Regions from separate parts of the Mus musculus genome. Here region 1 is linked to region 2. A link is a loop called in an ENCODE intact Hi-C map of the cell type or tissue named here. Cell type or tissue: left cerebral cortex. All regions are shown on one strand. Links, peaks and the distances in the headings refer to the core of each region. The heading gives the core; the rest is flanking DNA.

Evidence for each region. A loop is a pair of places that touch in the nucleus more often than their neighbours do. Peaks named below come from ENCODE experiments on the same cell type or tissue, not always from the same donor. Only the 100,000 strongest peaks of a DNase experiment are listed, where the experiment ranks them.
Region 1: a loop joins it to region 2, with 2.0 times the contacts of the local background. A loop is called at or near these places in 3 of 42 quality-filtered maps.

What each region holds. Positions count from the first base shown.
Region 1 is chr1:37,467,036-37,478,183 of GRCm38, forward strand. All of the region lies in intron 5 of Mgat4a (mannoside acetylglucosaminyltransferase 4, isoenzyme A), which reads right to left. Among named protein-coding and RNA genes, the nearest start is that of Gm39627, 31 kb to the right of the region's middle. In left cerebral cortex, for the core only: a CTCF peak has its summit at 4,905 (motif pointing right); DNase peaks (open chromatin) are centred at 4,885 and 7,263.
Region 2 is chr1:37,608,460-37,619,607 of GRCm38, forward strand. Cracdl (capping protein inhibiting regulator of actin like) reads right to left here. Exons shown (of 10, transcript NM_028096.1): 8 at 6,022-6,209; 9 at 4,878-5,022; 10 at 3,217-3,937. The coding sequence ends at 3,798. It overlaps 4930556I23Rik (a long non-coding RNA gene), which reads left to right and starts at 6,048. Exons shown (of 2, transcript XR_373329.1): 1 at 6,048-6,108; 2 at 6,440-6,914. In left cerebral cortex, for the core only: a CTCF peak has its summit at 9,103; DNase peaks (open chromatin) are centred at 4,509, 5,823 and 6,637; H3K27ac peaks cover 1,651 bases.

The DNA of each region.
Region 1 (11,148 bases), core at 1,351-9,350, 140 kb before region 2:
TCTAAATGTCCTGAGTTACTATTACAGTAAGCAAACATGTACGCTTTATTATGTTCAACCACTGGATCTAATCAACTTGATTTACTAGTTGATTAAAAGTGAACATGAACCACAATCACAAAGGAACTCACACAATATGTACTCACTGATAAGTGGATATTAGCCCAAAACTTAGGATACCCAAGATATAAGATACAATTTGCTAAACGCATGAAACTCAAGAAGAATGAAGACCAAAGTGTGGACACTGTGCCCCTTCTTAGAATTGGGAACAAAACACCCATGGAAGGAGTTACAGAGACAAAGTTTGGAGCTGTGACGAAAGGATGGACCATCTAGAGACTGCCATATCCAGGGATCCACCCGATAATCAGCTTCCAAACGCTGACACCATTGCATACACTAGCAAGATTTTGCTGAAAGGACCCAGATATAGCTGTCTCTTGTGGGACTATGCCAGGGCCTAGCAAACACAGAAGTGGATGCTCACAGTCAGCTATTGAATGGACCACAGGGCCCCCAATGGAGGAACTAGAGAAAGCACCCAATGAACTAAAGGGAACTGCAACCCTATAGGTAGAACAACAATATGAACTAAGCAGTACCCCGGAGCTCTTGTCTCTAGCTGCATATGTATCAAAAGATGGCCTAGTCGGCCATCACTGGAAAGGGAGGCCCATTGGACACGCAAACTTTATATGCCCCAGTACAAGGGAACGCCAGGGCCAAAAAAAAAAAAAAAAATGGGAATGGTTGGGTAGGGAAGTGGGAGGGAGGGTATGGGGGACTTTTGGGATAGCATTGGAAATGTAAATGAGAAAAATACGTAATAAAAAAATATAAAAAAAGGGAACATGAAGCACTTCTTGTTCTCCCGAAGCATCTGAGCCTTTAAGTGTGTGTGTGCACAGCAGGGAAGCAGCCTGTGGGCGGTAAGCAGAACCATGAAACCAAAACTGAGACTCAAGATTCACCTCTGCAGCTACACCTGTGTTGCTTCTCAGCTTTTTTTTTCTCTTCTATTAAGGGTGGGGGGCGAGGGGGAAGACACCTTAGAGACTATATTGAATAAACCTATATAATAAAAAGTAGAGTCATCCTGTATTATTATATTGATACTGAAAACTCAAATCAGGAGAGGATAACCACAGTTTAAAATAAAGGGTATGCTTCAATTATAAGCAATTAAAAATCTAGGCTAGGGGTGTAGCTCAATGGTAGAGCCTTTGCCTTACATGAACCAAGCCCTGGGTTTGATTTGCAGCACCATCAAAAACAAATACACAAACACCTGAAAAATCTGATATTCTTGTCTTAGGGTTACTATTGCTGTGATGAAACACCACAACCAAAAGCAAACCAAGAAGGCAAGGGTTAATTTAGTTTACACTTCCAGGTCACAGTCAATCACTGAGGGAAGTCAGGGCAGAAAGTCAAACAGAGCAGGAACCTGTGAGCAGGAGCTGATGCAGAGGCCACAGATGGATGCTGCCTACTGGCTTGCTCCTCATGGCTTGCTCAGCCTGCTCCCGTATAGAACCGAGGATCCCCTGCCCAGGGGTGGCCCCACCCACAATGGGTTGAGACCTCATGCATCAGTCACTAAGAAAATGCCCCATAGACTTACCTACAGTCTGGTCTTATTGAGGGTCCCTCCTCTCCAGTGACTCTAGCTTGTGTCAAGTTGACATAAAACTAGCCAGCACAACTCTCTATCCATTTGAAACTCAGTGACAACTCAAATATTGTCAACTATTAAGAGAAAACAGTGATATATAAAATTTGAGCTATGTTATAAAGACTGTCAAGCATCTAATGCTGGCAGGTATAAAGAAATAGCTTAACAAGGAAAAAAAATCTCATTAAAAACTAATAGTTTTTGCCTAATTTAACTTTGATTTCTGTTGACTGGATTCCAGCTTTTATTAATCCTCTCCCCTGTTGGCTCAGGCCAACAGTCAGTGACTCTTTCTTAAATAATCACCCACATGCTTGACTGAAGAGTATCTGAGAGTATGATTCTGGAGACTGTAACCAAGCATGGCTTACATAGACCACAGTGTACTCAGAAACATCCTGAAACTCAGGTTGACAAATACTTGAAGAGCCATGGTGATATGGCTAGCTCAAGCAAAGGAATACAGAAAGGCAACCCTCTGCTCCTGGCAGGTTGATCTGAAGCCGAAAGCCACCGATTTCCTGTGAACACAGGTCTGTTACGTTATGTGAGCTTTAAGCTGGTTTATGGGCAATACAAAATGCAACCACACAGAACGCTTCCCACCACCCTTACCTATTAACATATCTACAGAAAATGTGTTTAAATAACTGTGGCTGGTGTCCTTTGGGATGGAGAGCTGAACCGTTCTGGTATCTACTGGAGATTGTGGGGTGGGGTGGGACTCCTCTGAAGAAAGCTGAACCCGTGAGCAGTCTGAAAGCACTGGACTCCATTAGCCAGGCCTCTTCAGTGGGACTCCGGCCCCTCCCTCTGTGGCTGGCGTCATAGGGATGGGCACTCAGAGCTGCTCACTAAGTTTGCCTAAGACATTTTAAACAGCAAATGGAAACCATATGAAAGAAGAGTAACCACTCAACTGTGAATTGAAAACTGGGATATGCACGTCCCAGGAATGGGATGCTTGGACAGAAGAGAATTAAATAGGCATAAAAGGCAAAGAAGGGCTGGAGAGGGCTCAGTCAGTAAGCACAAGGAGCAAGGATTAGATCCCCAGAATGGGCGGAAGAACAGGTACAGCAGCACTTGCCCCAAATCCCTAAGCTGGGGTTGAGAAGGCAGGACAAACCCCGGCCTCACTAAATAACCAGGCTAGTGAGCTCCAGGATCCAAGGCAGAGCCTACCTGTCTTTAAAAGCTACGGTGGAGGGCTGGAGAGCTGGCTCAGAGCTTGAGAGCACTGGCTGCTCTTCCAGAGGTCCTGAGTTCAATTCCCAGCAACAACATAGTGGCTCACAACCATCTATAATGAGGTAGGTCTGGTGCCTTCTTCTGACATGCAGACATACATGCAGGCATAACAGAGTAAATCATCATCATCACCATCATCATCATCTTCTTCTTCATCATCATCACCACCATCATCATCTAAAGCTAAGGTGGAGTGTGACAGAGGAGACACCCGACTTTGACCTCTGGCTTATACACATCCTTTAAACCTAGGACTTGGGAGGCAGAGGCAGGTGGATCTCTGTAAGCTGGAGGCCATTTTAGTCTACAAAGGTTCAAGCCAGATAAGATCACATAGCAAAAAAACAAAACAAAACAAAACAAAAAACAAGGAAAGATATTAAGTAATCAAACAACTGAAAACAAGATATTTCTTCTATGTGTTGAAATATGTATGAATCCTGAAGACACATTATATAAGAGAAACCACAGTGCAAAGGACCATATATAGTGTACAAACTGCATTTATAAGAAATATCTTGTAAATTTATGACAGCTGGCTCGGGCTGAGGGAAACAGAGGAGTGGGTTTTCCTTGTCGGGCTGCGGAACAGTTCTAACACTCGGCATGGCAGCACCCGGCTGAATATAACGTGGATCGCACAGAAAAGCAAGGTAAAAAACATCAGGGAAACAGCATCTCATGCTGAGCATCCAGCAACGAGCAAGGTCAAGGGCGTTTCGCTCTCCTCGGGGTGGGCACACAAAAGCTGCACACACACACATATACACACATACATACATACACATATACACACACATATACACACATACACACATATACACACATACACACATATACACACATACACATATACACACATATACATACACATATACACACATAAACACACATACACACATACATACACACATACATATACATACATACACACACATACACGCATATACACACATATACATATATATATACACACACACAAACATACACACACACACACACACACACACACACACACACACACGCAAGGGTGGGTCCTAAGAGGGCAGAACATCAGCAGGAGCCAGAAGCAGCAAGCTCCTTTCTCCACCAGGAAAATTTCAACTGGCAATCTCAGAGATCCCAACATTTGGAGAATTACTGAAATGTGGCCCCTCCTTTAGCCCAAGGCCATGTGGAGAGGAGGTCCCAAGGTTCCATTCTCTAGAAGAATCTAGATGCCCTAGCATCTTGAGAAATGTTCCAGGAGGCCCATTCTAGTCTCATCTTGGGGACACTGGCTGTAATAACTATAGCAGCCAAGACAGGTGGACTTAGAGAAAGGAAGTGGAGTCACAGTGGCAAATGCTGTCATGGTGGCAGTACCTCTGTGTAACTGCCGTCTGCAGCACCTGATCTAACAGCTGGCATGGCAGCCTGCTCACAAAGCACTGAGGAAATTCAGCTTAGCCTGAGTCCCTAAACAGCTGATCTTCATGCCCATTCCAGTGGTCCTACCCCAACAGAGAGACGCTCACCTCCCTATCTCAGAGCAGATATGCTTGCCCCCAGCAGCCAAAGCAGCAGCTCCTGGCAGACAAAAAGCCTTACAAAGACCTTGCCCAGGGACAAGAGTCCCAGCCCCACACTCTACACAGTAGTTCTGGGCCACAGCTGTATGAGCTTAGACAGTGTATACCAAACCACACCACAGCCACACCCTGGAAGCCATCTTCAAGCACACATTTTTGAGGAGCACGGGCTCTCTGCCCACTCATTCTGAACAGCAGCTCTGCCTAAACTGGGATCTCGGCTTACACCCTTCTCCAACTGCAGATTACAATTAGTTCGATTATGAGTGCTTGGGCCAGAAGTTGCCACAGGACCAACTTGCAAGGCACTCAAGCAGAGACTCTAGCAACTTTGTCCACACTGTTACCAGATCTCTCATGCCAGTCCAAATAGTGTTCATCCCTGCTAAGCAACACCTAGAATGGCCAGAAGAGAGAGCTATTTCCAAGCCACAAAAACTCCAGGGACAGAGGAATCAGGGGCGGGCTTTTCCACTGCCACCCCCCTGGCAAAAGTTGTGACAGTTCCAATAGTGAATTCTACAGAAAGATCTATCAAACATGGCTGTTAATTCACAAGAATAAGCAGAAACAAATCTGCCCATGCATGGTGATTCAGGTCTATGATTTTAGTTACTCTGGAGGCTGCCTAAGTTCAAGGCCTGCCTAAGTAACTCAGTAAGACCCTGTCTCAGGAAACTAAGCATCTCAGTGCTTATGCCAACATCCATGTACTGGGCAGAAGCAGCCACCAGTGAAATCCAACCCCAACTATCAAAACTCAGAAACAAAGGGAAAAAATCCTGAAAGCAGAAAGAGGTAAGAAATCTAACACATATAAAGAATATCAATATGGCTATTAGGAGATTTCTAACAGGAACCCTACAAGACAGGGAAATGACGTAATATATTCAAGGAACTGAAGGGGAAAGATGACAAGATCGTCCTGCAAGGCTGCCTTTCAGAAATGGAGAAACAGGACTGGCAAGGTAGCTCATTGGTAAGGCAATGTGCTGCCACGTTTGAGTTCAATTCCCAGGGAAAAGGGGAACGGACTCATGGGGAACCCATCCCCAGAAGCTGTCCTCTGGTCGCCGTGTGTGCAATGGCTCAAGCATGCCCACCCATACCCTGTGCACAGTACAATTGTCTAAATATATAAACAAACGGGGGTGGGACCCAAGTCCATCACTTTAGAGCACTAGCTAGAGAAAGTTCTTTGAGCTGAAATGAAAGTCCTCCTATCATTACGGGCTGGAGAGATGGCTCAGTGGTTCAGAGTGCTGCCATCCCTTCCAGAAGCCCTGGCTTTGATTCCCAGCAATCACACGGTGCCTCATAACCACCTGTCACTAGTCCTAGGGCATCTGACACCATCTTTTGGCCTCCTCGGACAGTAGGCATGCAAGTAGCAGACAGATATAGCAGCAGGCAAATGCCCATACACATTTTATTTAAAGATTTTATTTATTTATTTTATGTATATGACAAGTACACTGTAGCTGTCTTCAGACACAATAGAAGAGAACATTGGATCCCATTACAGATGATTGTGAGCCACCATGTGGCTGCTGGGAATTGAACTCAGGACCTTTGGAAGAGCAGTCAGTGCTCTTAATTGCTGGGGCATCTCTCCAGCCCCCATACACATTTTTTAAGGCACGGAAGATATCAAAGAACAAACTTGGTGGTAAATGGCACATGAAGCATTCTCTAGGACTGTGCTGGCATTTTTAAAGCAATCAGCCCTCAGTACAAAGTTTATTGACCATAGTGACCACAAAGCATCCAGGAAACACCAGGTAATGGTGGAAAGACTCCAATCAGAGGCGTGTGTGGCGGGGCAAAGGCGTAGAGCTGTGTGTGCACCGCCAACGTCGGGCTGTCAGGTTGTTCTATGGGAGCCTCACAGAGACTGCAAAGCAAAACTCTTCAGAAGAGGCAGGAAACACAATCAGAAAGTGCTCAGAGTGCTCAGAGTGCTCAACTGCACAAAACCACAAAGGCAGGCAGTAATATAGAACACAGTGCCAGCTGAGCCAGAAAACCACGAGAATGATGGCAGAAGGAATCCTTACCGATCAGTGAGTGCTGTGGATGGAAACGGATTCGGCTCTCCCATGAAAAAGAGTGACTGAGTGGGTTAATATTCTCTCTCATTCTCTCTCTCTCTCTCTCTCTCTCTCTCTCTCTCTCTCTCTCTCTCTCTCACACACACACACACACACACACACACACACACACACACACACACACCAGTATGCTGCCTCATATTATCTTTGATTACATATACAGAAAGTGAGGAGATTCAAAAGGTGCTCCAGGCAAACGGAGACCAGCAGGGACCAGAGACTACCTGTACTTTAGTCCTAAACTTAGTAAACAAAGTGGGCTGCAAAGACTGATTACCAGTCAAAGGCCATCATCGAGGCAGAGACAAATGGATCTCCGAGTGCGAGATCAGACTGGACTCCACAGCTCAGACCAGCCAGGGCTACACAGTGACACCCTGTCTCAAAGAAAGGCCTTTACAGAATGAGAAAGCATTTTCATGTACAGCTTTAAATAACTCATGAATTTAATATCGGACCACATACCACACGAAAGGGTCTGAAGAGGCCACTAAGGCATGCCGCTCAAGTCTAATCTGACCTGAACTCTGGAAGTGTTTGGGCTTCATGTCCTTTGTCCTCCTGTCTTAGGCTGACTCCTCTGAGACTAGTGTCCTGACACAGCAAAGGCTGCCTCGGGTTGTTTCTGCATAACTTCCTCCTTTCAGAACCCTCAGAGTCTGAGATTTTTCCAGCAGCTCGGTTGGTATTCTTCCTTCTGTACTGACGCAGAATGTTGTTACCAGGTAGAAGCCAGGGCTCACGGCATTTATTTCTGTCTCTTGGACAACAGCCTTACCCTGCAGAGTCTACGGCCTAGTGTCTCAGAATGGTCAACTGGACATTTCCCTTCTCTCTAGCTGCTTTATGTCAGAAGGTTCACCACCACCAGAAACACACTTGATTTTACATACTAAAGAGACAGTGAGAATTCCAGGAAGGTAATTTGTACCTGACAATCAGCAGGACCAAGAGGACAGACAGCATGTTCAAAAATGGGGTTGAAAGCTTATGAAAACAAAACAAAAAAAACAAAAACAAAAAACAAAACAAAACAAAAAACCTTGTTTTCTGCTCTGAGACAAAGAGTACTACTGCCCACATAAATACTTCACTTTTTAAACTTCAAGCAAAGGCAAACACATACCACAGTATTTCTGTGAGCTTTACTAGTTTCTAAAACGGTCGTGTGCTGTAATATAGTGAGTCAGAAAGAGGAAGTTAAAAGGCTAAAAAAATTAAAAAAAAAAAAAAAAGGCGACTACTTCTTCTTCATTTGAATGATCTGTCCTAGCTTTTCTGTCTCCTCTCATCTGCAGATGACAGCAGACATTCCCACACAGGCCCCAGCACTCTTTCAGTTCAAATCACTTCATAAACTCACCTCTTCAGGAACCTAGTGGGATAGCCTAGTCCAGAACTTGCCTGGATCATGACAACAGTCCCTATCCTTAATAAAGCCGCCAGTGGGTGCCTTTCAAATGGCAGGCCTTGACACCTCAGCAAGGTCTGTGACTAAGGTGCAATTGTGAGACATTCAAGCGGAGATGCTATCGCACAGGTGACCAGGACTCATAAGACTGTACAGATTCCTAAGGAGCTGCCACGGTGAGAAGAAACTGTGGATTCAGGATGACTGGATGCAACCTGGGATGCCGAAACAGAGTGACCATAGCAGTAACAGCAAGGAATTCAAATGAGGTCTACAGTTAAAGAGTACTGGTGCCCATGAGGAGACTGGGTATGGCAAGCCTCTAATCCCAGCAGGGAGGCAGAGGTAGGTGGATCTCTGTTAGCTCAAGGCCAACAGGCCCACATAATAAGGCCTCATCAAAAAAAAAAAAAAAAAAAAAAAAGAGTATTGAGCTCCCAGGATGACTCAGTGGGTAAAGGCACCCCAGCAAGGAACAAAGTATTTGGCTGTGCTCTGACCTCTGTGTGACACAGAACATACACACACACACATACACACACACACACACACACACACACACGCACACACACAGCTGCTGATACATACAACACGCTCACACACAACATAAACACTGCACTCAAACATTACATGCAAGCGGACACAACTCATACACTCACAAAAGAGGAGAGAGAGAGACAGAGAGAGAGACAGAGAGAGAGAGAAAGAATATAACTTTTTAAAACCTTAATCTGTCACTCCTGTAACGGGAGATCCTCTGTTCCCTTCTGGCCTGAGTGTACCAGGTATACACATGGTTCGAATATGTGCACACATATATACATACACATAACTTAAAAAAAGCTATCATGATATGTCAAGTGGCTTCTCTGCTTGGAACTTTCAAGGAGCTGTCCATGTTGGAGCGAGATATTCAGCAAGCCTGACCCCGGCCCACTGTCCTATACTTCCTTAGAACATGATCATAACCCTCACTGTATACGATCCACAGATAGTTGCAGGCTGAACACGGAGATTTTAATAGTTCTGACATAGACCGAATGACTCACAAAACTGAAAATATTTACCATTGGTTATTACAAAAAAAAATTACCTGCCAGCCCCCTCGACTTGGAGCAAAAGTAGAGCTGTGTGGTGACCTAAAGTCCCATGTTCCTTCATCCTATTCTTCTCGACCGCCCCCTACTGAGCTCCAGCCACTCACCAGCTTCCTCCTGAACATCTCAGGAATGCTGTGGTCACATGTCCTTGCCCTATGACCTCTGTGCCAATAAACCTACTCCATGGTGGCCACGCATCGTTTCCCTTTCTTCCTTTCCCTGACCCTCATCTTCCAAGGAGCTCCCAAGCACCTGTCATGCGAGTCTTCTATGGACAGGTTGTATTTTACTCCCTAACGTACCCACCTCCTTTCTTGTTGGATCATGACTGAACTCCATGGGATATGAAATAAATACATTTTCAGTCATCATCTATATGATTTATAACTAACATGTATATAAATATCTTAAGGGTTTAGCTGCTGAAAAGCAACAGGCCAAGATACTACTGATGCCCAAGTATGGTCACGCACCGTTTAAAATCCAGACAACCGACTAGATTAGTACAGATACAGGGCAGAGCGCCTTCCACACTGTAGAAGCTCCGGCTCCAGCCTCCCTCCCCACCTGCCCCATTGTGGCCCCTTTCTGACCCCTTTCTGGCCCCTTTCTGGCCCCATTCTGGCCCCTTTCTGGCTCTATCCTGCTGCTTTAACTACTTTTCCTCCTGACTCCTCCTCTTAGCAGCTACATTCGACATCAGAAGACACAGAACTGATCAACGAGTATCTTTATGATTGGACTAAAACTTCCCCCTAATCACAGGGCAAATCACCCCTCAATTGGAGGCAACTATTTCAGAGGCTGAGGCTGAACCCCATGGCAGGAGCAATCATACCCAGAAACCAGACTGCCCCCTCAAATGATGACAGGGATGGAAGGAATGCTTTGCAGATTCAGAACTGAGACACACAGATCTCAGAGCATTGGCCTGAACCAGATTTCCTGACAGTCTGTCAAGCAAACTCCAGAGCCCCTTCTGTTTCTCGTTTCTACCAAATCTCCAAGTTCTATCAGGCCCTGGAGACAGACTTTGGGTCCTGAAGCCCTTCAATTGTTCTGTCTCACATGGCCGTGTTGACTGAAGCAAAGTCCTTTCTCTGTTCTCATCAACAATAATCTGGAGGTGTGGTTGAGGCTAGCCCATCAATGATCATCTGGATGTGTAGCCGAGGCTAGCCCACTGGGACTCTGAAGACAAAACTTTAACCCTAAACTCTAGTAATTTTACCAACTCAACCTACTAAACACCTCTATGAAAATATGTCATGCAAGCATACAGGCAGGATCCATTTCCTCTGGGCGCACATGAAGCACAGAAGCCAACAAACGAGTACTGAGAAGGCTGAAAGGGACACCACCACGTAAATGGTGTTCTCTGACTACAGAGGGTTTGAAGTGGAGATTGGTTAACAGTGGGGATTGTGAGAAATTCTCAAATAGGTAAGAATGTAAAAACACATTTCTACGTAACCCATGGGTCAAGGGAAAAAATTACATAGGAACTTAGAAAGTATTCTGATCTGAATGAGAAAACCAGGGGGCATGTATGGGGTGCAGGGGCTGGGGAGATGGCTCAGCAGTTAAGAGCAGTGACTGCTCTTGCAGGGGACCTGTGTTTGGTTCCTGGCAACTATACCAGGCAGCTCACAACCATCACCTATAACTCCAGCTCTGGGGCGATCTGCCACTTCTGGCCCCTGCGGGTACCACACATGTGGTGCACACTCCCATTCATAGTCATTCACATCCACCCTCCTTCTCTTTAAGCTTAAAAAAAAAAAAGAACTTGAGATATAGTTAACATGGTTCTTAGAGGGAGCTTATAGCTTTGAATTGCTTACATTGCTAAAGAAAAAAAAAACCCCACCCATCATCTCTGCGTGCATCTTTTTAGGAACAAAGCAGCAGAAAAGCAAAACTGAAAGAACTGTGGCTGTGAATGCCACAGAGACAAGACAGAGTCACAGGGTCTGTGTCTCCTCCTCCTGCCAGCTACCCTGAGCCCCAAGACTTCTGAGGTCTC
Region 2 (11,148 bases), core at 1,161-9,160:
TCCGTTAACCATCGTCATCCAGCAGATCTCAGCCTGGACGGCTGCACGCTCCCCTCTCAACACCCTGCCCTTTCCTCTCTCAGCCCCGCCTCTTTCTTGTTCTAAAGACAATTTGAATCGGTTTTTTTGTTTTTTTGTTTGCTTGTTTCAAGACAGGGTTTCTCTATATAGCCTTGGCTGTCCTGGAACTCACTCTGTAGATCAGGCTGGCCTCGAACTCAGAAATCTGCCTGTCTCTGCCTCCCAAGTGCTGGGACTAAAGGTGTGTGCCCCCACTGCCTGGCTCCAAAGACAATTTGGATACATCTGCTCTTTCCAGACCTCTAGAATCAGGGCACCTTTTTAGATCAGTCCCAAGAGCCCCCTCTTCCTCTTTCAGACCTGAATTTCTGTCCTGTTTCAAACTGAGACCTCCCAAATCTGTGGACATGGGTATCTATTTACTGGCTCCACAGGTGCTCACACTGGAAGATGCCCTCTTTTCTGTGGGTTTCCCTCTCAGGCCCCATTTCTGTAAATGCTTTCTGTATGGACCAAGAACTCCAGCCAAAGGCCTTCCATTCTTTGCTTCTCACGCCACATCAAACGCACCCACTTAGGCCATGACTCTAGCCAGGATCAGCCATTTGATTAGATGACCTCATCAGCCACCCCCTACCCCAACCTCAAGAACTCATTCAGCCACAGCCAGTCTCTGGCTTAGGCTCTGTTGTCCCAACAAGCCCCTTTCCTTGATTTTTGCATACTTAATGTCTATTCATTGTGTCCCTTTCCTATGAAAAAGTGGGCACACTACAAAGATAGAGTTTTCATGGGGTTGGGCCCCATCGTAGAGATGCTTCTAGGGAACTCCCACACAAGTTAGAAACATGCCAAATTATTCAAGTACATGTGCACTGAAAATTTAAAAGTGCCAAATTAAAGCAGCAGCAACAACAACAAAAAGCCAGCACATTCTCTTATCCTTTAAAGGAACTCAAAGACAGAGGTGGTCACCAAGGAGAAAGCGTGGTGTACACATTTGTTCCTAAGACCCACGAGTTCACAAGGTCATGCTCAGTGTGCTCCCATGATGTCTCTGAGGGCAAGGTTCACTCCTGTACTGACTGAGATTTAAAAGCAGGAATGCTAGGGTTGGGGGTTCAGCTCCGTGGTATGATGGTTGCCTAGAGGCACAAGGGTTTAGGTCTCAGCTCTGAAAAACAAAACCAGGGGTGTCAATTGTGATGGTTTGTATATGCTTGGCCCAGGGAGTGGCACTATTTGGGGGTGTGGCCTTGGAGTAGGTGTGGTCTTGTTGGAGTAGGTGTGTCACTGTGGGTGTGGGCTTTAAGACTCTTCCTAACTGCCTGGAAGCCAGTCTTCTACCAGCCTACAGATGAAGATGAAGAACTCTCAGCTCCTCCAGCCCCTCCAGCCCCATGTCTTCATGGATACTGCCATGTTCCCACCTTGATGATAATGGACTGAACCTCTGAACCTGTAAGCCAGCCCCAATTAAATGTTGTCCTAATAAGAGTTGCCTTGGTTGTGGTGTCTGCTCACCAGTAAAACCCTAACTAAGATATCAATTTACAGTAGGGTTTAAAAACGTAGGCCGTCAATGGCCTTAGCTTCAACGTGCCTCAACGACTTCATCGACAAAGCAGAAATGCATACTCACCCCAAGGACGGAAGAGAGGGTTGTAACTAAAGTGGCTAATGTACTCCCAGCAATGCCCGTTCCTTCTGCTCAGGAGAACTGGGTCTGGTGACTCCTCTCACGCTTTCCCCATTGTTACCACTGTAGACTTCTACATCACCACCGAGCCTTGGCTGGCCAAGCTTGGCTGGCCTCCAGGTCTTCTATCAGAGCCTAATCTCCGTGCAGAGGGCAGAGGCTATAGGACTCCATCCTACCGAATTCTCCTATGTCCTAAAAACCTAAGCCTGCTGTGTACCACACCCTGAAACACAGAGAACAGTCAAATCAAAACTGAACCACGTCTTTTTGTTCCTGTAGTGAGGCCTCTGCCTCCAAAGCATTCCTCTGAAATGCTCTGCTGGCCAGAGAAATACAGACAAATTGATTTTTCTCTAGTTAAAACTATTCAGGCCAAAGCTTTAGAGTTCTTGCATTTATGTTCTCTAAGAGAATGTCATTAATAAATCAATTTGTCTGTGGAAAGAAACTGTCCCACACTCCTTCGGCAGAGGCAGATGCCATAAAATTGTGTAGCACTAACAGCTAGGAAAAGAATTTTCATGAGAATGGAAAAATAGACTAAAAGTGGCAACCCTTAGGACACATAAAATCAAGTTATAATAGAACAAACATATCATGAGGTCGGACTGATTTTGCGTCTAGCTGAATTAACTCCCATAGAGACTGGCTTGTGGGGAGGAACAAACGAATTGTTTTAAAGCAACTGCTAAGGAGCCATTGCACAGAACCTCTGAGATCCCAAACTTTTCTTCCAGCCCAATTTTGCCACATTCTACATTCTTGGCTGTTGTACCAGCGAGCCTGTTGTCAACAGAAATATGCAGGCTGGATGGGTGAAATGCCATAAAGTGTCAATAGTGTCCCGCTTAGATTTACTTATTGTATTTTGGCAACGTGACACAAGCCAGGGTCACCTGAGAAAATGCCTCGTTAGCCAACACATGGTCAAGTCTGTAAGGGAATTCTCTGTGAGTGAGCCCAGCTCTCTTCAGGCGGCAACATTCCTGGGCAGGTGATCCTGTGTTGTATAAGAAAGCAGGCTGAGCCTGCCACAAGGAACAAACTGGTAAGCAGCATTTCCCTGTGGCTCGTGTTTCAATCTCTGCTCCTAGTTCCAGCCTTGGCTTCCCTGAGTGGACTGTGACCTGGGTTGTGTCAGCTCAAATAAACCTTTTCTCCCAAGCCGCTTTTGGTTATGATGTTTATAAACAAACTGGAAAGCAAACTAGGATAGACGGCCCCTAAGACTTTCATATTCTTGCAATGTTATATGTAGAGCAAATGAAAAAAAAATCCTACAAATTCTTCTTTCTTCCTAAAATGAACACCAATGTTTTGTTAGAACAATAAAAACCAACCACTCCCTACCACCACCACCACCCACCCCTCGCTAATACACAACAAACTCAACTCCCAACCAAGTCAGGATTTTCACTGAGGCGTAAGGGCATTCCCTCAGCATTGGAAGATGTTCTCTAGGAGCAAAAATAATATTGACGCACAGAGCAGAAACATGTTTGAAACTTTTTATTAAACAGGCAATGCATTTTGCACAGGACACAGATGCCTAGTGGAAAAGTTTAAAAATTCTTTTTGGAAACAGTCTATGAATTGACAAACCCTGCCACGTCCCTTCCTCTCCTTCTCGGGGTGGGTGGGTTTCTTCAGGAAACTGGATTGTTAAGTGGGTAGCTGCTCTTGTAAAGGGAATCCCTGCTTTACCACAAACAATCATGCCTATTAGTAAACAAGAAAGACCACGATGGCCCACGGCAAGACGGTGGCCAGAGGCACTGGCTGATGGCAAGAGGCAGCGCAGACCTGGGACTCGTAGGCTCACGCTGACATCTCAGCACAGGAATGGCGCCCCTAAACTTCGCAACATTCTTGCCACAGCCCCTCTGGCCCGGCACTGAGGCTGTCTGCTGGTCTTCTCCGTTCCCCCTGGTTCCTCTCTCTTCTCGGAGCACATCAGAAGCCGTTGACAAAAATCAATCGTAAGTTTCACAGTCTGCTTGCCAAGATTTATTGGCAGTTTAAAACTAAGTGGCTCGTCGGTCCAGTGGACCTCCTTCCCCAGCAGCCTGCCAATCTATTTTATGATTTGGGGCATGTCGCTCCAGGCTTGAGATTTCTTTCTGGCGAGTTCCATCCAGGATGGCTGATCTGTACTGGCGTAACTGGCCCTCTTCAGCTGATGAAGTTCCTTCTCTGTGGTCGCTGCAGCCTGAGCTGCTGGGAGACAAAACAGACAAAAGCAAGAGACCCAGTGTGGGTTTTCGCTAAGCCTCTCCTATAGCTTTAAATATACGTTCCAGTCTCCACTGTGCTCCAGGACACACAATCCCTCAGTGCATAAAGGAGTGAAGACTGAAGCATCGAGTGTGGAGCACATACGATTGGAAGAGTTTCAGAGCAGGCTTAGGTGGTTCCGGAGGCAAAGTGAGTCTAGAAAGGTTCAGGGTCTAACTGCAGAACACCAGAGGTAGGCTGCACGAGGGACCGAGCATACCACCTTCACAACCACCCAATTAAGATGGCTAGTAAAGTACAAGTCTCGTGTCGTTTGACCACAATACAAAGTAAATAAAAAATTAAAAAATATTAGGTTCGGGATGTCACTCGACGGGAGAGTATGTGATTAGTGTGCAGGAGACTCCGGGCTCATCCACCATTTGAGGTGACAAATACCACCTCCCGGAGCTCAGAATTGCATTCAAAACCAGCAGAGACAGGGACCTGTGTTTTATGATTTCACATTCCCAAAAAGGGATATCTCACAGAGACACAAAGTAGGTTAGTGCTTACCTACCCCCAGGGTAGGGAATGTGACAAGTAGGTTTCCTTCCAGTGTGAGGGGGATGTTCTATTCTTAGATTGCTACCAGGGTGGTGGGACTCCGCAAATACACATAATCTCACCGTTAAATACATCCACTGAAATGCACACTGGATATGGGTGACCGTTATCTCATGTAAATTCCTTCTCAAAAAAAGGGGGGGGGGACTACATTAAAAAAACACTGCTCAACATGGCAAAATGATTCAATAACACAAACTCCAATCATAGGAAGAAATATATATATGTGTGTGTGTATGTGTAAATATATATATCTGTGTGCGCGTGCATGAGTGTGTGCCAAAGTATTTGGAAATAAAAGCCAGTCTCATACCCAAGTTCTGATGGGACAGTGAGATTCCTCTCTGTAGCCCTTCCTTGAGGTTCAGTTTTGACCCCTGCCTCTGGGTCACAGCAGGCTTTGCAGGGGTCATCAGGAAAGATTTGCTCCGGACGAAGTCACCCTGCTTCACAGACTCCTACGGAGACACAAAATGACAGGTGCTGCCCAAGGATAACAGACTCAGAGTGGGTAAATACTCCAAGTGTCTTAGCTACAAAATGTCTCTTCCAAGATGCACCCTGCTGCTGGCACTTTCTGGAAAGGGGCTCTGTGCACCGGCATCACCCACCAAAATGCCAGAGCTGACTTGTGCCAGCCTCCTGCAGCCCACGTGTGCATGGTGGCTCCTTGCTTGCCTGGACAGCCCAGTCTCAGCCCCAGATGGTATAGAGCGAGGACTCTATGTGAAAGCCGTAGGGAATGGTTTTATGATACACACTATATGGCAGCAGCTGAAATGGGCTAACATTTCGCACTGTAATTTCCCCTCCTCAATGCTACATACAGGTCTTCAGCTGTGTAGACACAACTGAGGATTGCATTAGCAGGAAGGGAAGCAGGTCCTATTGCAGCGCAGGCTCCCTTTCCTAGACAGCAGAACCCCATTTATTGTACTGGTTAGCAGAGGGTGCATCAGCACAGTTGTTGGGGTTGGTGAGAGCTGTTTTCAGTTGAATACAACATGCAACTCCAGGTTTTGGCTGTGCAGCCCCAGGTGAGGGAAAAGGGAAGCCAGCAGGCAGCAGCCAGAGCAGGCTTCATTTATCATCACACAAGGGGCTGAGGTGGAGCTGGTGACCATATTAGCGTGTGTCTGAAGGGAGCCGTTGTTTTAACTGTCTTCAATTTTTTTCCAGAGGCTGAGCTGCGTTGCCTAGGAGGCCAGAGCAGCCTCGGGCGCCACTGCATTTCTACCAGCCCACACAGGCAAAGAGGCAGCTAGCTCCATCACGGGGTCCACAAGCTGACGTACTGCCTTTGCGCATGTCAGCCATCACGGTAGGCACGGCATCTCTGTGATGTTCATGCAGGACCTCTGTGAGCACAGCGGTACCTGCTCCCACCACACCCTCACAAGATCGCTGCCCTCCTCACCCCACCCCCACCCCGAACGCCACAGAAAAAGAGTGGTAACCTGGGCTCTCTCGGCCACCTTGGCTTGCTTCCCAGTTTCTGTCTTTAGGATCCTCGACCCAGGTTTCTCTTCCTGGTTGACGGGCAGGTCTGGGGCTCCTCTTCTCTTCTGCCGGGCCATGGTGATCCAGGGTGGGGTGGGTTGCCCATCAGCCCCAGGACCTGTAGCCGCAGGAGGCTGACCCTTTTCTGTGATAAAGGCCAAGAAGGAGCAATGTTAGGCAGATAGTCCCACTCTCCCCTTCAGTCCCACCCACAGCTTCTCTCCCATACAAGGTGTGTTATATTGCTTTGCTTGGTTCAGGGGGCTGAGGAGTGGTAGGATTGAGGAGTAGAGTCTCAGAGAGACCCCCACTTCCCATTCCCCCCTGAGCCAAAGCCTCTCTTCAGCAAACTTCATTTTTTTTTTTCTTCTATAGATGTCTCAAATAGATTACCTCCTCTGGTCTGAGCCGCCAAAACCACAAGATGCAGCTGCCACCCCAACCTGTGCACTTTGGAGCTAATTTCTACCAGGGCCTTCTCTCTGGGAGGAGCTGGAATGTATGCACAGATAGGATGCCTTTGATAAGAGTCTACATTTGGGACCAGCCACCCGCCCCCACTCCGGATTTACTTGACGCGCTAAAAACATTCCCTTTGTGGGACGTGATGCCATTTCTACAACCATCTGTCTTCACCTGACACAGGAAGTTGGGGCCTGCATGGTTAACACCGGCTGTTTTTCTTCTCCTGCTCTACATTCTTTTAAAGGGCCCTCTTTGCCCTCTCCTGCCATTTCTTCACTTAGTGACCAGGAGCTCCCGCAGAACTCTTCCTGTGTCTCACCCTCACTCCCATCCCTATCCCAGAGGCAGCTACTCTCTTCGAAACAGACGGAACATTTTCTCAGGGTTTGAACTTTATTTTCTTGGCTAACAACATATTCCTCGAACAGTTCTGATAAGATTAAATTCACAACCCGAGGAACTTGCCATTCCAGTTTGAAATCAGAGCAGAGAAGTAGCTTGTTGAAGGCCAGGCCAGCCTCTCTCACCTCCTCAAAGCTCAGTGCTGGGTACTGAGCACTCTGTCACCTCTTAGCCCAAAGGCACAAGACATAGTTCTGGTAAATTCTTTATAACCTGCACTTGGATAATTTCATCTGAGCCAAAAGATACATTTTTAAAATGAGCATAAAGAGGGCTGGGGGGCCCAGGGAGGAGGGCTGGGGGGCCCAGGGAGGAGGGCTGGGGGGCCCAGGGAGGAGTGCCGGCTGCTCTGCCTGAGCACCTGAGGTTGAGTCCCAGCATCCACATGTGGCTCACAACCATCTGTAACTCTGGTTCCTCGGGTCACGCTGCCTTCTTTGGCATCGGTAGGTAGACACACGGTGCACAAACACTTGTACACGTAGAGTTAAAAACATTCAAACGAGCAGAAAAGTTATATGAGACTGCCTCTAAGGTGGTTTGGCAAGAAGGGACCCCCAGGGGAGGGTGGGGCTCTGGGGACTGCTCAAGTGGCAATGTTTCCAACTGCACTGATGTATGCCCATGTACCTACGTTCACATGCTGACCCTGGGAGTGGGTGAACCCTGCAACTGCACTAGGCTGTGCCAGGAGGTGACCTACAGGCAACTTCATGGAGCACTGGCCTGAGCAAGTGACCAAGACCTCTTAGCAGCCATTTCTTTCCTGTTTGGTTCCTGTATTTCCCCACACTTGGACACATCTCACAATATCAAGCCTCAGAGATGTTGCACCTCTGTCCCAAGTAAAGTATGGGCAGAGTCGGGTGACAGTCATTCTGCTCTGTGACACAGGCCTGAGTGGTTTCTGTGACTTGCACCCTTATCCTCTGCCACACTGGAACCCACGGCTCTGCGTCTGTGCTCCATCTGGGCTAGGGAGGGCTAGGGCTAGAGAGAGGAATGAAGACGGGCAGTGGGCAGTCTATGGCGGCCTTGAGGGGGCGGGCAAACAGGTTGTCAGTGACCCCTTAAAGCATTAACTCTCAGGGCCAAGGTTGAAACATAAAATCTCTTCTGCGATTAGATCTGCTCAAAAGGTCAGCTCTAGGGCACGGCAGATGTGGCAAATAAAGCCACTCCTTTGTTTATATTCCGGCCTCAATAGACAGACCTGAGTCTCCTGGGGATCTGGTTTAAAGATTTCTGACATCTCAGCCCCTCCTCCGGAATAATAAGGGCTTTAGGTTGTCAAGTGTACCCAGGTCTGCAGCCAACACCTGCAGAGCTCGACAAGTCTCTCACTGAACAGCAGACACCACGTGTTGGAATGTATGAGATCCCTTTGCTGAGAGTTTGAGAAAAAGCTGGCTCCCCACACCTGCCTGGGAAGGGAGCAATCTAATCTGCCTTAGAACAAACCCAGACTAACACTTCCAGATGGCAAGGGCCTCAGGTGTGGGGAGCTGGAGAGCCACACAGCTGGGCCCTAACAACCCCATTGCACAGGCAAGTGACTTCTGATCAGAAGAAACTATCACTTTGTTAGTTACTGAGAGGAGTCCATCAAAGGAACAAAACCCCTCCCTCCTCAGTAGCGTAGTCTCTTCCCTCAAGCTCTATTTGGGAAAATACTGTAAAGCACTGATCTTCAACACAGCCTGTCCTGGGGCTGGGTTTCAGGCCTCAGGCTAGCCGTGTGCTCCTGGGCAGACCCCGTGTAAATGCAGGTGTAAAAATCCCAGAAGACAACCTGCTATCTATGCCAGATGTTTGTAAAGATTCAGTGACGTCATCCTCCTCCAAGCCCCAGCACAGTGCCTGGCACCTGCCAGCTGTTCTCCATTACGATATGTGTAGAAGACCACTGGCTGGGCCTCAGCTGCTCCCACTGCTACTCTGTCTGTCATTGCTGGTAACAACGTAAGGCAACCATTTTGCTGATTTCTGTTTTCTAATCTCTTTCAAAAGATGGGGAAACTAATGCAGTGGGCTTATGGACTTAGCTTGTGGACTTATGTGACTTAGCTATCTGTATTTAGAAGACACCACTCCCCCCAAGTCCTAACCACTCACCCGATCCTGGGATGCTCCACCTACAGGTGGCAAACACTTTCTATCACTCGGAGTCACCCCCTTTGCTTGGTTTTGGTGCCTACTAAAATTCAAATGTAAGGCACTGGTTTTTGTTTGCTTGCTTGTTTTGTTTTGTTTTTCCAGAAAGAATCCTAGAAGTGACCCACTGAGAGTGAAGCACAAATGATAAGCCACACCCTGCATGACACCTCTCAGAAGGCTGAGCCCGGAAGATTAGAGCTGTCAAGAACACAGTTGTGGTTGGGAAGCAAGGAGCTGGAGGATGTGAACTTAGGGACTCTCGCTCTTGGGCTGAGATATTAAAGCAGATGTTCTGGTCTAAGCAAGCTTGGAACAGGGCAGCATACTGCTGTGCTTCTTGAAGCAACTGTGTGCACGAGTATGTATGTGTGTGTGTGTATGTGTGCGTGAGCGTGCTCACGCCTGTGTGTGAGCATGTCTGTGTATGAATGTGCTTGTGCATTCATGCATGCATGTATGTGTGTAGGTATGTGTGTTTGCACATTCATGTGTGTGCTTGCACATCCACGTGTATGTACACTTTCATGTGCATATTCATGTGTGTGCTTGTATGTGTGCATGAGTACATACACAAGTTTATGTGCGTGTATGCATGTGAAGGCCAGGGATTGTCACCAAGCAAATCTCTATGCACCCTTATTTTTGAGATTGGGACACTCACCTAACCTAGAGCTCAATAATACAGCTAGACTGGCTGGCCAGTAAGCCCCAGAGGGCCTCCTTTCTGTCCCCCACCCCCAGTGCTGGGATAATAAGAAACTGGGTGCTGGGCTCAAGTCAACTCAAGTCCTCACACTTGTGTGGCAAATGCTTTAACTGGAGCCATCCCTGCAGCCCCTGAACCGCCATTGTAAAAATGTATATCCACAGCTCATTTCCAGGAATTAAAACCTCCTCCGGGGAAGAAAAGGCCTGAGTTTGTTCAATAAGACTTCTGATCTAAAGTGGACCTATTAGCAACCATGTCTCTCAAGTGGTTGAAGCCAGAACAGCATTTGGTCCTATCTGCTTGTTTTTTAGGCCCCCAGCTACAGTCCTGACATACATGGGCATGACAGACAGACGCTAAGGGGGCTCCAGGGCAGGTGTGGACCTTGTGTCCTGAGAATACCGCACCTTGTGTTTGCTTCAGGGTTACATTAGGCTTTCAGCATATAAGACCAGCTCTGTTCTTAAAACATTCATTAATCTGTTATCTGTCCTGGCTCACAGCCAGCTCCTGGTCAATATCACTGTGGGTTTTAGTGGCTTTCCATCAGTTCTGTCCAGCAGCTATGGGGCGATCTTATAACAGAAGTTATTGTGCTTGCCGGAGGCTTTATTTTGAAAGCAGGCAAGGGTTTTCCATAAAGCACATAATATAGAGCTTTGCACTAGCTCCAACCCCGAGTGAACCCACTACCCCTTCATTTCCTCTCCAGCACATAATCAAGGCCCAAAGCTCACCATTTCCCTGTTGGAGGATGTTCTCCCTGCCAAAACGCATCAGCAACCCCCAGATCAGGTGCTTCCGTGGCTCCCTGGATATATGTAGTTGGCAGGAGAAAATCCGAGTTCCCTTGATGAGACCTGGAGCTTGCTGAGCTGTGTCTCAACCAACTCAGTTTCAGGTTCAGTGACAGAAAGCAAGGTGGCGAGCAGCTGAGGAAGACACTCAACGTCCACCTCTGACCGTTCGCATGACATGCACACATGTGCACACCCACAGTAATGCAAACACATGCATAAGACACAGAAGCACACAAAAGTAGATACAAACGAGAACACAGAGCTGACAGATCATCCGGGTTCATTAGCTGCTGAACACTGGTCAGGAAGAGGAGTCTAATGCCCTGCCCACAGAGGGGGATGAGGCAGGCCTTTGCTTGAGAGCTATTTCCACAATTCAAGAAGGGCATCAAGGGACTCTGGGGGAAGTCTTGTCCCTCCCTGGCAGCTCCTTCTCATTCTCTTTACCCCTTCAGCCTCCAAGGTCCCTTGTGGTTTCCCTCCACTTGCCTTTCTGATGGTGGCCCCTCTCTCCACTCCCCAGCTCCCAGGAAGACATCCATCACTTCCAA